Regions from separate parts of the Homo sapiens genome. Here region 2 is linked to region 1. The links are chromatin loops, found by intact Hi-C in ENCODE. Cell type or tissue: MCF 10A. All regions are shown on one strand. Each heading gives the region's core, and the rest is flanking DNA. Links, peaks and the distances in the headings are about the cores only. Region 1 has its middle 530 kb from the start of VRK2. Region 2 has its middle 560 kb from the start of CCDC85A.

The links. Hi-C counts contacts between places; a loop is a spot of excess contacts. Peaks named below come from ENCODE experiments on the same cell type or tissue, not always from the same donor. Only the 100,000 strongest peaks of a DNase experiment are listed, where the experiment ranks them.
Region 2: it touches region 1 in a loop (4-fold over the local background); 5 of 110 quality-filtered maps call a loop at or near these places.

Annotation. Positions count from the first base shown.
Region 1 is chr2:57,511,836-57,520,582 of GRCh38, forward strand. No RefSeq gene overlaps it. Among named protein-coding and RNA genes, the nearest start is that of VRK2, 530 kb to the right of the region's middle. In MCF 10A, for the core only: a CTCF peak has its summit at 5,135 (motif pointing left); no DNase peak of the experiment used is centred there.
Region 2 is chr2:56,737,078-56,745,824 of GRCh38, forward strand. No RefSeq gene overlaps it. Among named protein-coding and RNA genes, the nearest start is that of CCDC85A, 560 kb to the left of the region's middle. In MCF 10A, for the core only: no CTCF peak of the experiment used is centred there; a DNase peak (open chromatin) is centred at 4,624.

The DNA.
Region 1 (8,747 bases), core at 259-8,258:
CAATTTAAATATCTGCCAGCCATGCATAAGAGAGGCTGTTACTTTCTTCTCTCCCAGAGAACTGATATTCTTCAAAGATTGTACTCCTAATAGGCAACAAAATGCAGCAAGTTGCTGTTTAATTTACATTTCTCCAATTATAATTAGACTGAGCATTTTAGAATGATCTTTTCACCAGCCTTTAGCACATCATCCTTTCTAGCATGTCTGATTACGTCCTGTGCCCATTTTGGTATTGGGTCTTTTTTCCATTGATTCTTAAGAGATTACTTACATATTGAGTGTCATATTTTTTATCAATAATTCTTGCAAATATTTATCTAACATTTTTATTTGTTTACTTTTACACTCTCTCAATTCACAAAAGTATTATTTTTGTTAAATAATTTGTTAAATTATTTTTGTTAAATCTATCACTATTTTCCTCAATGAATGATGTCTTTCGTATTATGTTTAATTTTCTTTGCCCCGAAACTTTTTAAATATTTAGCAATGTTTTCTTCTAGTAGTTTTTTAGGTGAAACTTTTTAATGTAGTTAATCCATCTTGAATGTATTTGAGAAAAATTGTGAAGCAGGGATCCATATTCACTATTTTTGTCATACACCTAGCTATTGAATTAACACTATATTTGAAGCCAAAACAGGTTTGAATAATGCCTAACATTATCACTGAGAAGTGAGATAGTCTACAAACTGTGAAAATGGTTCTCTTATTCTTCAGTTTTAAGATAGAATGGTTGTGATGAAAGCCTGACTCAAGTGAGTTTTCAATAGAATAGAGAGGTTTGGAGACAAAAAAAAATGTAAATTATTGTGAAGAGTTTTAGTGTAAACTGCAGCAAAGAAATATAGTAGCAGCTGGAAGAAATGCAGTTCAGAATTTATGAAATCTTTAACATAATTTATCAAATAGTCTCTATTTTTCTGAGCATAGGATGAATGATTAATTCCGAATGAGAGGTGTGGATACACATTGGAAGACAACGGCTCCTGTCATCCATGTAGTCTTTCTTCCCCTCCAAGATCCCATGGTAAAGACTATAAAACAAAACAAATAGATGCACAACAGTGCTAAAAATATAAAACTATGCCATTTTCAGTTCGGATGTTTTGAAAAATTTCTGGAGATAGAATGCAGATTCATTGATAACTTAAGCAAAGCACAGATTACAACTGCATCACGGGAGTGCCGTTCTTCACAGTGTAACTATGAGCAAAAGTGCCCATGAGTGGCTCAAAGCAGAAGAGCATTCAGGGGTTGTAAATTAGGTGAATAAGATTGCATACATATATGGCTGGTGTCCCCAACCCCATTCACTAATCACTGTGGTCAATTTATCTAAGAAGCTCTGTAAAATGAAATGGATAACTGGAATGTAGAAAGACAAAAGGCAGAATCTAAGATATAGCTGAGCTTCCATAAACATTGACCTGATAACAGGTTTACTAGATAAAATACAAAAACAAAAAAACCAGGATGTATGAACTTCAGATATACAAAAATAATTAAAATATTCCCAAAATATTACATGGGACACACTCATTCTAAAATATTATTTATTATTTATCTGAAATTCACACTTAACTAGGCATCTTGCATTTTTATTTGCTAAACCCAAAAACACAACATATGTAGAGATCCCTTCCCCTCACCTTAGAGGAAAGCCTGCTTGATGACAAAAATATGAATTTACCAGAAACCTCACTTAGCCCTCATATTCATAGGTGAGGAGCTATAGTCAAGAAACCTATCCAATGCAAAGAAAACCCTCACCAGCTACCTAGTCAGCCAGCCATTCCTCGATAAACGCAAATAACCAAACAAAAAATTGCCAACATTTGAGGAAAGGCAAAATAGGCCATAATAAGAAAGAAAACAATTACTGGACTTGGTAATGTGGGCAGTAGAAGAACATGTAAAAAGAAGCTCTAGTTAATATTCTCCTAGATATATTAAAGAAGAGTCCACCCATAAATCGAAGAGATGATGTGAAATAGTCATAAAACAGGAAAAAGTATATAGAAATCAAAATTTTAATTTATAAAAGATAAAGTACTGATTTTAATATTAAATGGCTATAGTGGAATACAGCATTAGGAATTTATAAGTTCAAGTTGAGAAACTATTCCAAAATATAGACAAAAAAAAAAAAAGAAAGACGGGGTTTAAGACACAGAGACACAGAAGCTCAATCCAGGAAATCCAGTGTTTATCAAATAAAAGAAATGAAGAGGCAATAAAAGGAAAGAAGAAAGTGGCTATGGATGTAGATCCCAATGGCAAAAAATCAGAAGGATGGGCACCATCTCAGCAGCAGCAGAGAAGTGACTATAAACTTCACCTGCCTTCTGGAAAAAGTGATTGTTTATTGGAATATGAGGAGAAAAAGATGACGAAAAAAGGAAAAGCAAAAGAAATTAACCTAGCTATTTCTAAGGATTTCGAAACTAAAATGTTAAATATTATTTACCAAATAAGGCAGCAGCAAATATATAAGATTAAAAACTAATAAACGGGCCAGGCACGGTGGCTCACGCTTGTAATCCCAGCACTTTGAGAGGCCGAGGTGAGTGGATCACGAGGTCAGGAGTTCGCGACCAGCCTGGCCAATACAGTCAAACCCCGTCTCTACTAAAAATACAAAAATTAGCCAGGCATGGTGGCGCAAGCCTGTATTCTCAGCTACTTAGAGGAGGCTGAGGCAGAATAATTGCTTGAACCTGGGAGGCAGAGATTGTAGTGAGCTGAGATCGCATGACTGTGCTCCAGCCTGGGCAACAGAGAGAGACTCCATCTAAAAAAAAAAACCAACAACAACAACAACAAAGAAAAAAACTAATAAATGAAAAATTATAAATTGACTCAGAATTATCATCCTTTTTACTGAGTTTTGCATTAATCTCTATGTAAGAAATGGTGATTAAATCCATGTAGACTATATGTATTCGAAAATTTCCTTTGACATGGATACTTGCTTTCCTCTAAGAAATACTCTTCTTCAATTTTTATATCTATGCCTTGATTTTGTAAGTACATTTAAAGATATATGTTACTAATAAAGATACAATGCATTCATCACTAACACCATAATAAAATGTCAAGGGGGAGAAAACTGAGAAAAGGCCACTAAATTTGTTAATTAGAGCAAACCCTCAATTTCAGTGGACAAAACATACATCCTTTTGATGTTAGCATATTAATAACATCCTTTAGAAGAGAAAAAATGATATGCCTACTTTGAAAACACACTAACAATATGAAATCATCCCTGTATATATCAAAATATATTGATACAGAGAAAGGTTTCTAGATAATTTACCAATGACAAAATCATGAAGAGATAAAATAGTTTTGCTTTTCTATCATGTGTGTGATATGTATATATCCTCCTTTGAATATATACATACTCTTTTTTGGTGATAGTATAGCTCTTGAGCAAAATGGAAAATAACTGCTGTTGGATAGGAAAATGCTATTTAGTACAAAAACCTATTAAATATGTTATAATTTCATATTAGTATGTTGCAAGTTTTACAGAAATGCTAGTTACAGAATTTGAAGATGGTTAAAGAATAAATATTTGGGTATTATCAGGTGCATTTCTTAAAAGTATCATAACAATTTAGATTTCATTAAAAAATGAACAACAAGACAATTATACTATTTCCTGTCATTTTCTCTACTGCAACATACATGCCCGGAGGGCACAGATTTTTGTTTTCTTTCATTAACTGCTGTTGATCAGGTAGATAGAATAGTACCTGGACTAGTAAGTCACTCAGTAAATATTTGTTGAATGAAAAAATGAGTCAACGAATGAATGAATAGCTATTCAAAGACATTTGTTTTGTTAATATACTCGAAGAAAATTACTACCTTCAATTATTCAATAAGCTACAGCCATTGCCATACTTGGTAAGCTCCATTCAGTGGCTCTATTAATTACCTAGATGATGTCTCTGAATCCTTTATTGCTTTTTGTTAATATTACTTCATGTCTGTTTCTCTTTCTTACTGAAAAGTAGGGTCTTTGATAAATCATCTAAGTTTGTTGCCAGGGGCTTCTCTTTCAGGTTAATAGAATACAGTTTGCCAGATATCTCCTAGGTGTAAAAGTAGAAACAGGCACAGTCTAGAGAAAAGTGAGGTGAGTAAAACATGTTTCATGTTTTTTTCTGATATTATAGGTCGTTCATTTTCTTAACAGGTTAATGGATGGTAAGTTCCTCAGATCCAGAGCCCCATTATGCAGCATTTGGAGTTATCAGCTATCGATATTCAGAGAAAGGACGGAGGATGTGTGTGGTATTAATGGCATATTGTGCATTTTATCTATTTTTAAACAAGAAAGTATACTTGTTCTTCGAAAAATATAGAGAATTAGAAATTAGAAATAGGATTATAAATATTACACAAAGTATACCTTTCATTATATATTAACCATTTTAAATATATAATGCTTTTCCAAGCTTTTTTTCCTTGAAAATTGTAATTGAAAAATGTTATTTTTTCTAGCCAAGGAATTGCTACAGACAGTTCTTTGCCACTTCTTCAGGGTAGCATTTTATGAGTTCTCATGTAATGTTGACTGGTTCTATTAATTGGGTCTCTCACAGAGTAGAATCATATCTGTGAATTGTGTTATTTATACAAATACAGGGGATGCATTTTCTCTAAATTACTAAACAAAGAAAAGTGACATGACGTTTTTCTTTCATGCTAACACAACTTCCTTTGTCTCTCAGTCCTTCTCTTTGCAAATGGATTATGGGTATTTAGGAGAGGCTAAAAACCCCTGGGAAAACCCCATTTCTTTTGCCCTAATTCTGTATTTTCTTATCATTTTTTCTTACAATACAGAAAATTTCAGTTTGATAGTAATCAGTATCAACGAATAAAGTGTATATTTGGGCATATCAACCTGCTTTACTTTCAGAACGGTTTTTAGGAATCTAATTTTATCTTTAAACCAAATTCACAAATTTAAAGGAGAAAAGAATGAGAGAGACAGAGAGAGAGAGAGAGAGACATGCAAACTGCAAATGTTGTATTCTTTAGATTACATCATAGCACAATTCTAATTTATTGCTTTGAGAATAGTGACATCTAGTGGTTATAAGGTATTAATACCATGGGTACCTTTGTGTCAAAATTCAACTGCAACTGCAAGTAAAGTCGAATTCTATCGACACAGAAAATCAAGAGGATTTTATAGGAACTGAAATGTCCTCAGCCACTTTCAGACATCTGTTTATCTGCCAGTAACATTCTAGACAGAATGTGACTATTAATTTGAAAGCCAAATACAGTGCAGAATAAAAGGAAATGTTATCAGTTTACCCTTGTGGGAGGTTAAACAATTATAGATTCTGAGGCTGGTTAGCAGAAACGTATCCTGTGTGTATTATAGAAACAGATTACTTTTAACATTTGCTTCCCATATCGATATAAAGTGTTTGTCAATCGTAAATATTTGTCCTATATTTGTTTTCCATTTGATTCCCAATGTATTTGTCTAACACATATATTGATTATGAATTAAAGTAATGACGTGAACCCTTAAAGGAATAGTGACTATTTAGCTCATATTATGATTAATTAAACCTACTATATGGAACAAGATAATAGGCCCCCTTTTTCCAGAGTTTTTCTTTTAGCAGTTTTAGTTACAGTACAGTAAGATATTTTGAGAGAGACCACATGCATATAACTTTTATTATGGTATAGTGTTATAATTATTCTATGTTATTATTAGTTCTTGTTGTTAATCTCTTACTGTGCCTAATGTATAAACTGTATCATAGATGTGTATGTAAAAGAAAAAAAACAGTATATATTGGGTTCAGTACTATCCACACTTATAGGCATCTGCTGGAGGCCTTGGAACACATCCACCATGGATGAAGGCAGGGGTTACTGTAATATGTTTGACACTTTGCAGTCTACAGATTATTTACAAATTATTAAATTATCATCATTGTATATTAACATCACTCTAATTTTATAGCAAAGTAAAGAAAATATTTAAATATTTAAGTAAATAAGCTAAGCCAACAAAAGTATCCTGGATAAGAGAGTCAATGAAACCTGGTAAATGGGCCATCTTCCAACTAACCCTTCACCCTGCCCTATTGACATTCCAGGGCAAAGAAATAAATGGCACAATGCTGGCTCCCTGCATTAAAAGACCACCCAGATTTAGATGGAATAAGAGTAGTGGGAATTATAGTTGTAACAACTGCCATCACCCTCAATTATGGAGTGTCTACTATTTGGCAAACTCTACTCTAAGAAATTATTATCCTCAGTAATAGAACTAGAAGAAGCATCTGTGATAAAAGGAATGTCTAACCCACCTAAGGTCATAAGGCTAGTACCTCTGAGATAATAATAGTGCAGATTAGAAACATAGCTTATTCTCCATTTATCAGGATATGTAGCAAATACATATACTATAAACCTAGACTTTTAAAATAGAAGTTGTTTTTTTGTATATTTGTTTAGTTCTAATTAGGCAAATTTAGATTTTATAAAGTATTTTATTTTGACTTGATATGCTTAATGCTATGTTTTATAAACAGGATCTACTGAAAAGAGCACTAGAATTGGAATTAGAAGACTCAGATTTTATCCAAATGTAATATCTCCCTGAACTGTTTGTTCTTGGAAAATTAATTTAATTTAGCTAAGTTTTTATTTCCTCATCTGTAATTCTGAAAAAAATAATCATTTTAAACTCTCTATAAACCATTATGGAATAAATAAACTGAAATATATGAAAGCATTTTGAAAACGTCAAAGCACTGTACAAGTTAAAAGTATTATAATAGTAATGATAGATTCATAAGAGTAACTGGACTGGTTATCTTTTCTGGAGTGAGGTCAAAAGATGACCTGAGTAAAATAAGCTTTTGGTAAATGTTTGAAATTGCTATTATAGAATCCTAAAGAGAAAAGACCACATTTTTTTTTATGAAAGTAAGGAAGAGGAAATTTCTAGAATTCAGAAAGTTCGCTACAAATAGACATAGATATTTGTATTTATATTATGTCTGTGGACCAGAGTATCAGATTGATCTAGCTGGTAGAAAATAGGCAATGTAGGCTGGGCAGGGTGGCTCACACCTGTAATCCTAGCACTTTGAGAGGCCAAGGCAGGAGGATCACTTGAAGTCAAGAGATAGAGATGAGCCTGGCCAACAAAGTGACACAGTGTCTCTACAAAAATAAAAATAAAAAAATTAGCTGGGCACAGTGGAGTGCACCTGTAGTTCTAGCTATTAGGAGGCTGAAGTGGGAGGGTTGCATGAGCCCAGTAGTTAGACTTTGCAGTGAGCTATGATGGTACCACTGCACTGAAGCCTGAGTGACAGTGTGAGAGACCCTGTCAAAAGAAAGAAAGAAACAGAGAGAGAGAGAGAGAAGGAAGGAAGGAAGGAAGGAAGGAAGGAAGGAAGGAAGGAAGGAAGGAGAGAAGGAAAGAAATAGTCAAATAGACAAATAGGCAATGTTACCCTTTTGGAGAAGCACTTTTGTTTTTGCAGAAGATTTTAATTCTGTAATTGCTTTAAAGTCAATGATATATAGGAAATATCACTAGTAATGGCTGACACTGAAATCACTGCTATATCCATTAAGCTGTATTTCTTGCTCTTTGACCGGATTCATAGTAACACACACTTTGTACAGGCATAATTTTTCAGGTGCCTAATGTATTCCTAAGTATTAAAGAGTGCTGTTTTTAAAAGTTGTTTCTTTGGGTTAAACGGGGGTTTTAAATTTATTCATATTTATTGAGCAGTACAGTATCTATACCATAATAATAATATATTATAAAAGAGGTATAAGGCAAATTACCAAATATCAATAAATTAATATTTTTGGAGGCAAAAGTGTTATATTGCCTAATACTTTGATGGATATTCTAATTTTTTTAATTTTTAATTTTATGAGTACATAGTAGGTATATATATTCTGGGATGCATGTGATGTTTTGATATAGTCATAAAATATGCGATAACCACATCAGGGTAATTGAGGTATCATTTATCATTATCAAGTGTTTAACCATCATTTGTCATTTCTTTGTGTTAGGAACATTTCAGTTCCACTCTTCGTTATTTTAACATATACAAAAAAAAATTTTGACTGTAGTCACCTCGTTCTGTTCTGCTATCAAATAGTAGATCTTATGCTATCTAAGAATGTTTTTGCACTCATTAACTGTCTCCATATTTTCTCCTCTTCCCTGCTACCCTTCCTTGCTGGCCTCTGTTAACAATCATTCTACTCTAGCTATTCATGAGTTCAATTGTTTTCATTGTTAGTTCGCATCTATAAGTGAGAACCTGTGAAATTCGTCTTTCTGTTCCTGGCTTATTTCACTTAATATAATGTCCTCCAGTTCCATCCACGTTGTTGCAAATGACAGGATTTCATGCTTTCTTAAAGCTGAATACTATTTCACTCTGTATATGTGCCATATCTTTATTCATTCATCTGTTGAGAAACACTTAGGTTGATTTCAAATCTTGGCTACTGTGAATAGTTCTGCAATAAACATGGGGGTGCAGATATTTCTTCAATATACTGATTTCCTTTCTTTTAAATTTATACCTAGCAGTGGGATTGCTGGATCATATGGTAGTTCTCCACAGTGGTTGTACTAATTTACATTCCCACTAACAACAGTATATCAGGGTTCCTTTTTCTCCACCTCCTCATCAGCATTTTTTGTTATTTGT
Region 2 (8,747 bases), core at 390-8,389, 770 kb before region 1:
AATTGCTAGCCATTTTCAAAAATGGCCATTTCAATCTGCATCAGTCTACAAACATGGCTCCTTCTCTACTATGGTCCATACCTTGTCTAGGTTGAAACTTTATAAGAAGTGTCATAGACAGGAATTTAATGGTCATAGAAAGTTGTCAATTTGTTCTCTTATTAAGTAGTGTTTATTCATTTTTCCTTAACATCTTTCCCACAAGATACAGTGAATCCCTGTTTCTGCGAGATCCTCAATTTAAACCTTATTCAAGATATAACTCTTAATTTTACTTTCTATGCAAGTTTGATATGCTATATTCTTAACACAATCATGAAATGACAATTCTGTGTTCTATAGACTTTGTCCCTGGACTAATTTACATGATGCACTATAGCCCCCATTTAAGCTAAACCCATAAGTAGCTAAAGGCATATGACAGTGCACAGCAAATACATGTGTTACAAATATCCGTATGCAAAATACCCTGGTCAATAGTATGTGATTCAGGTAATAGATTCTGTGGAGGGACTCCAATGGATGGGGGAGGGTAAAAGTGCAGGAATTTACAAGTACGGGTTCCTTAAGAGAGATCATAACATTGACATAGTTACGAGATCTGGTTGGTGGCACAGCAGAAGTTGACGATATAATAGAAATGAATCTTTCGCTCTCTCTTTCCTCCTTTTTTCTAAATGCTTCCAGAGAAATAAGTAACTGTTGTATTGAAAACTTGCAAACCCATTCTGTGTTCCTGAGATATCTTTGCTATGTTATTATTGAACTTGGGCTATTCTTCATGTAAATGTTTTCATGGTAGTGGATCTTTACATGAATTAACTCACCTTCAAGATGACTGAGAGCTGTTAGTACATTCCCTCTCCTAGACACAGAAAAGACTTCTGTTTGTGATCGCTTATTCCCATATGACTGGTTTACTTATTTGAACATTTGGACCTTACTTTTCTGAGAAAGAAACTACTCTGGAGAGAAGTGGGATGATGAATCGGTATTACATAGTTTCAAACATGGGAATAAGCAAGGTAATAGCCTTTTCTGTCACTAGTATTTATTTAGAAAGTCACTTGGAGTTTTATAGCCAACTTCTGCCATACCTTCCAAAAGATTAAAAAAAGAGGAATCATGGTATGGGGTTCTTCCCCACAGAGACACTGCCTATTCCTTTGGGTGTACTAAATCTTAAAATGAGTTCTCACTCCTGCAGTCCAACAGCTCCCGAGATATTTCTAGCAATTTTCTGGGTGGCAGTTTACACTTATCAATGATTGCTATGAGAACTCAAAAGTGAGAAGAGCATAAAATTAGAGAAACAAGAATTCTCTTCATTGCTAGATTGATCAATAACCTTAGGGACCATAGCTTCATGTCTTTTCTTCTCAAACACACAGAAGATATCAAGAAAAAGATAATAAAACCAAAATGAAAACCATGGGAGTTGTAAAAGTTTTTCAGAATAGGAATAAATTACACCATGACATATGGAGGCAAAAGTATAGAGACTGCTGAATTACAAGACACACAAACAGTTTCAATGTGTTTAAGCATGTCTCAAAAATTTAAAGGATCTCATTAAACAATGCTAGGTAACTTTCTTTCAAGTAGGTGTTATTGGTATTTAAAAAAGTATCAAGATAGTTGCTAGGGGGCAAACTAGCCTTTTGACAGAAACTGGCGATATGGAAAAACACATTAGAGAATCTCCTTCTAAGTTTTACTGTCTGAGAAATTTAGTTTTGCCAGGGCACACAGTATGGCCACATTTAGGGAGAATGACAGAAGCAAAACAAAGTTGGAGGAAACTAACATCTAACTTAGCCTAACAGAAGGATTTACAAAAGGCAGTGAGCATTCCTTGTGTAATAGATATTTACATTTACGCTCTAGGGCAATGTCTATACATATCAGGGTATTTGGGAAGCAAATTTAGTAATAAGAAATTCTTTAGGTCACCAGGGATGATTTGTTTTAAGACTAATTCATTTAATAAAACAACAAAATGTGATTAAAACTATTTCCATCCTTTTATAACTAACATCTCGTATGGCAGGCACAGGAGTGTGCCAGGTTCAGACTTTCCCCTCCTTAGTCAATGTTAGGTGAACGGTGGTACAATCTTATTTTTTACTCTCCTTTTTCCCAGTGTCCTTGCATGTGTCCAATCTTTTGTTAATATTAATAGGATTCTTCAGAAACGGTATATAATAAATAGTGAGGTATTTCTTTCCTTCCTCTGCCCTCCCCTTATGCCCTCTTTCTCCCTCCCCTCACCTCCCCTTCCCTCCCCTTCCCTTCCATTTCTTTCTTCTTTCCATCCTCCTTTCCTCCCTGCTTCCCTCCCTTCTCTCTTTCTTCAAAACCTGTACTTGGTTGTAATTTTATGAAGAAACACTTTAAACATAAAATGTAGAATGTATAACAGACACACATGCTTTGTTCCCCTTCTAGCTTAAATAAATAATATTTATTTGCCGTTAAATGTGGGTTTGAGGTTTATGCCCTTTGTCAGTTTAAGGAAATTCTTTACTATCTCATTTGCTAACAGTTTTTCTACTGAATGAGTGAATCATATTTCCATTTCTGGTACTGGCAATGTTTGATGATGGGGCATTGTTATTTTTTGCTCTGATAAATTTGATTTGCTCTTATTTAGGAATTTAGCTGCTATTTCAAAAACTGGGTCTGGTGTGTTTATTGTATTTCTTTGCATAATTTTGATTTTGGATTATAAATTCATTATAGAATGAGTTGGATACCTTTGTTTTTTAGTCTTTGAAACAATTTGCATTGTATAAATTTATCTGTTTTTAGAGATTTAGATTTGTTAAAGGTTTTCTTGAAATTATGTGACCTGAGCTTTTTGAAGAGTTATGTGTGTATATGTGTGTGTGTTTGTGTGTGTCAGGGGGACATAGGGGTGTTGGTGAATCATTTTGTAATGGGCTGGGGAAATGGGGTTTTAGCTATTAATTATATTTAATTAATAATTGTTATTTTATTTTTATTTTAAATTCTAAGTCAATTTTAAAAATCTCTTATGTATATTTAATTTTATCTGGGTTGTCAATTTATTTATATAATATTTTTGTGTTATTCTGTTTTAAAATCTTTACTCTGTTGGTAAGTCCTAGTTTTTAAACTATATATTATTTGTAACATTACTCATTTTACTAGTAATATCTATATTAATATTAATAGTTTTAAAGAACCAACTTTTTGTTTTATTAATCTTCTCTAGTGTTTTTCTGTATTTTCATTGATTTCTGGTTTTGCTTTAAGTATTTCTATTTCTTTCTAGGTTTATTTTGTTAATTTTATTTTGACTCACTGAGTTGAAGATTTGACCAATTTTAATATTTCTTATTATGTAATAAATACATTTAGGATTTTATATTACCTCTGATTAAGACCTTAGCCAGTTTGTTATAGGAAACTTATAATACTATGCAAGTCTTTAGGTTTAAATGTGTTATTGTTTTCATTGTAATATCCTAATTAATCTGAGTAATAGAAGTTTATATTTGTTTCTAAATGTTATATAAGCACTTAAAAATTAATTTCTAATTTAATTTTATGGTAGTAATAAAGTCTGACATTTATTATTTAATATTTGTTATTGTTGTGATCTTGAACACTATGGACCAAGATTTAAAGCTGTTTAAATAGTAAGTCCAGTGAAAATTCTGCTTTATAAAGGTTAATGTAATTTAGTTTCTGGTTCAACCCACAATGAAACATCTAACTTTTCCCTTCTATTTAGAAAAAAAAATACTCTTCTAGTGTTTTTTCACTTGCAGTCACTTCAGGTGGGATGTATAGATGTGATACAGCAAGTTATAGAGAATAAGAGAATGAGCTTTAGCAACATGCAGCTTTGGTTTGAGTCTTATTCTGATACTATGATATTGGGCAAGTAATTTGAAATCTCAATATTTGCTCTTTAATTTATCCATTTGGAGCTTATATATTTTTAAATACCATCCCCTACTGCTATAGAAGAGCATGCGTTGCTCCATGCTCTCAAAGAAGTGTGCAGACAGATGATTGTACTAGGTGAGAAGGTAGGCCTGTTCGCTGCTTGGCCATCTTTCCTAGTGTAACATTATGAGGTTATCATAAGTCAAAATGGCTACTTTCCTAGACCAGGTACAAACTTTCTGATAAAATTTGCTAGTAGAAGACTTAAAAAGGCAGTTTTCTTTCCACATTGATATTCAGATGAATGATATACAGACTTCAACTTTTCCTCTCTTCCTCTAATAAGATAGTAGGACATGAGTGTGGTGATTTTTGTTTTCCACTACTTGTTGTCGAAAACACTGGAATTTGCAGTTTTTTAAGTCTCCCTTTTGGGAGCCATGAAATTAGCAATGTTTGTGCATGTATGAGGAAGTATCTTTATTGTCCATTAACTTTGGTTTTTATCAGCTTCTATTGTTATTTTGGGAATACGGATTCCCTAGCCCCTGATGGGGCACAGGTCTTTGAGTTCTGAATCTGAAATGTTTGGTGTTTTGTGGGAAGCTGGGGAGCCTCCAGGACCTCCACAGTTCACTCCTGTCCCTGTGAGACAGCCTGTTACATGCTGGCATAGGCCAGGCAGCTCACAGCTGTGACTCATCTGCTGATGTGTTCCCTCAGGCTCTCCCAGAGTAGCTGCGGTAAGTGGAATAGTGCATATTGAAAATCTGGACACATGTTACACATTTCTCAATACCACCCGACTGAGGGAACAAGGGTAAGTGTGGCAAAATATGCCACCCCGAAATATGCCACTTTGGCGTAAAGGTAACTTTGATCTAAATGCACTTGAAAAACAGCAAATGCATGAGAGGCGTCCTAATCTCCCCTTTTCTGAAAACAGGAGATTAAAAACTCCCTTGTGAAAGTTCCCTTACACCATGAGGAGGTAAACATTCTTCAGTGGGGAGTCATAGCCCAGAGAATTTTGTGCAAACAGACCTTGTCAAAATAATTCTTGTCATCTTTTAGCTTCCCCACAGAATTTAGTTACTTTTCCACAATTGCCTCTCTGTTTTCAACCTAATATATTAGCTTTTAGGTTTTGTCAATTTTTGGGTCTTCTTTTCCTTATTAGGGCTCCCGTATTACATAAAATTTATATTAAATTTCTATGCTTTTCTCTGGTTAATCTGACTTATGTCAATTTAATTATTAGGTTCTGTCTAAAACCCTAGGAGGGTAGAGGTAAAATTTTGTCTCCCTGACAAGGGTAAAGTGAGGAAGTATTTTCTTTCCTTTTTCATGAATAGCATTTCCCTGGGTTCTGGGGTGAGGGAGCAGATTTTTGTATTTTTTTTTATCTCACAAAAGTTTTATTTACAAAGTTTCCATATTTTTGTGGTTGTTTCAAATAGTTGTTTTAAGCTTTTGTGGAGGTTTTGCTTATATCTGCAGATTTAGCATCAGTAGGCATATATTAAGCTTGATAGCAACTTAAAAATAAGGAGACCACAAATGTTTGAACTATTTTCCAGGTGACATCTGTTAATAATGCAATATATTTAGAAATATGGTAACTGAGGTTTTCATAATCAGTTTAGGTCTTCAATATTTCTGTGGAGTATGGAGAGCAGAAATCAAGCAGTGTTCTTAAGATGAGGATCTGTCTATAGGTTTTAAAGTAACTTTTACTTCTCAAGGAAATGAAATGGGAACAGCAGAATTGTGAGACCCCTGTAGAGGTCATGTTTGGACAAATATATCTTCATTTGTTAAATTGTGTACATGTTTACAGCAAGCCTGGCTTTCAGCAGCAGGCAGTGAATTCCTACTCAAATGTTTCCTTTACACAATCATTCTTAGCTTCCAAGTGAGCAAAAGGAAACTGCTATTTATTTTGAATTTGTTATTTAGCTTATTGTGACTAGATATATACCCAACTATAATTTTTTTAATTCTGTGGATTATTAAAAACAAGGTTTTGCCAATTTTCTTAGAAATGTAAAAAAAATGGGAAATAGAGAAAGTAGTGAGCTATGAGAGACAGGATGGGGGAGGCAGAAGGGAAAAAGAAATGAGAGGTTGTTCTCTGTAGTTAATGCATTTGTCTTAGAAGAAAATTTTAAAGAAGAAAAAAAGTGGCTTGCTTTAAGTACATGACAGGTGCCCAGATTTTATCTAATATTAAAAATCATGACGTGTCATATGGTTGTCAGGAATCTGAGATAATATTAACTTTTATTTCACGACAGTGCTCTGCCACTGCTGATTTTACATTTAACACAGAGTCCATTTCTTCATCTCCCCTTAAGAGCCAGCCAATTCAAGATTTATTGATTTGGTGTCAATCAAATATGGTTTATCTTCTCAGTCTTTGCCTTACCTAATTGTTGGCAGCCCTTGGAAGAGAGGATACTGTTAACCTTCGGAATGTGCATGAAGGCTTGGCGAGTGAGGTAGGAAAGGTTTAGCTGAGCCAGTTTGGTTGGAACACCAGTGCCCATTGAGAGAGAGTTCTAGGTCATGGTGCTTCATCTGCAGTGAGGGTGGCCAGAAAGAGATCCTCTAAAACTTCATACGCATCAGGAGATGCGAGAAGCGGTGATTACAATGCTGGGAAAAATGCCAGAACTGTATGTATGTGTGTGTGTGTGTGTGTGTGTGTGTGTGTTGGGGGGCGTGATATTGCAACCCTGGCATTTTGTAAAAAAAAAAAAAAAAAAGTGAAAATATATTTAACAGAATTAACAATCTCCTTGCTTCATGCTTTTCAAATGCTAATATTTGAAAAATGTATCGAATGTGAAGTTATGAAAAATATAAAAGTTAAATTAAAAATATGATTAAAATATACATTACTGGCCACTAAATCACATCTCTGTACTGTGCTGTTTGCTGTAACTCCGATCCTTTACTGTCTGAGACTACTACAGTCACCTGGAGTGGAATCCTCTAATGTGGCCACTCCAGTTGACCTTTGGTGTCTTCCTGTCATTTAGCAATCCTGTATAGACTTGGCATTACTATTGCCTCTCTGGCTGCTCATGATGGAGGGTCCAATTTCAGCAATTTTGATTTCTTTCCTAGGTATCCACAGAGATATGGTCATGTCCTCAGTCTCTCCTTCCCTTTCCAGTTGATACATGTGCTCGTGCTACAAGCTTTTCCAGCCAGGTCCTCCTTGGCTGTCTGTGTGATGATGAAGTGGGGTTAGAGGGAAGGATAAGAAAAAATTGGAGGAGATAGGGAACTGTAGGAGCTCAGTGATAAAGAATAACCCAAACAACTTGCAGTGGGATGTCAAGAGTGGTGGCGGGGCAGGTAGTGGAGCAGAAGAGAAGTCTATTTGAGAGAGAGAGATAAATGACCAAGTAAACTGCTTACCAATGTCTCCAACATTTACATGATGACAACAGAAGCATTGATGTTTCATTTTTTTTGTTTAAGAAATAGCAAGGTGAAAGGTGAAGGCCTTCAACCTTGGGTGCACACTGGGAAGCTTTAAAAATACTGAGTCTTGGGTCCCATCCATCAAGAGATACTGATTTACTTGGTTAGGATTGTTGCTCTATCATCAAAAGTTTATAACTCTTCCTGGAAGTTCTCATATTCTGCCAAGGTTGAGAACTACAGTTAAGTGAATACCAGGATTTGATTATAATCAGTAAATTATTTTTATTTTAACCAAAGAGAAAGAGGTTCATCTTTAAGAGGCATTTTTAAGGTACCAGACACAGTGGTGAATACTTATATTATTAACTTTTTAAAAAAATTATCATAGTAACATTGTGAAGTGGGGATAATCAACCTCTTCAATAGGTGAAGGAAGTGAGGCCTACAGAGAAGTAATTTGCCCAAGGTGACACAGTTTGTGGAGGTGAAACAACCAGCTGGGACTCAATCACAGGTCTTTGTGATTTGTCTTTTTCCTTATCTTTCCTTTAAGACCCAGTTGGGAATTATAGATAGGTATCATGGATTGCTTGAGGACCTAATATTTTTCATGCTTTATGTCTAGGAATAAGAAAAAATAAATTCTATGTGTTCTAATTACCATAACCCCCAAGATTGTCTAAAATTAGGAGCCAACAAATTATAACCCAGCATCTATTTTTTACACAACCTATGAAGAAAGAATGTTTTTCATCTTTTTAAATGGTTGAAAAAAATTAAGGAAGAATCTTTCATGACCTGTGAAAATGATATAAAATTATAAATTTGGTGACCACAAAGAAAGTCTTATTGAAACAAATTAATTTGCTTTTGTGTTGTCTATAGCTCCTTTCACATTATAATAGCAGGATCAATTTTGGCGGAGACCATTTTATGTCCAGCAAAACCTAAACTATTTACTATCTTTCCATTTACAGAAAAAGTTTATTGACTTTTTCTCTATATGAAAACCTTATAAATATAAATAAATAAAAAAGCTGATATATCCTGCAGAGAATTCCCTTTCACATTAAAAAATATTTAACAATACAAAACAATTTACAAGTTTCCTTTAAGGTATAAACTCCCCCAGTGACTTGAAATGTTGGTATGAAAATCATTACATGATCACTGTTCTCATCATTCCTTCTAAGAGATCAACTTTTTAAGATTCATATATGAGTGAGATCATGAAGTATTTGTTTTTCTGTGTCTGGTTTATTTCACTTAACATAGTAACCTCTAGATTCATACTTGTTGTTGCAAATAAAAGAATTTTGTTTTTAGTGGCTGATTACTATTCCATTATATATTTATACTACATTTTCTTTATTCATTCATCTATTGTTGGA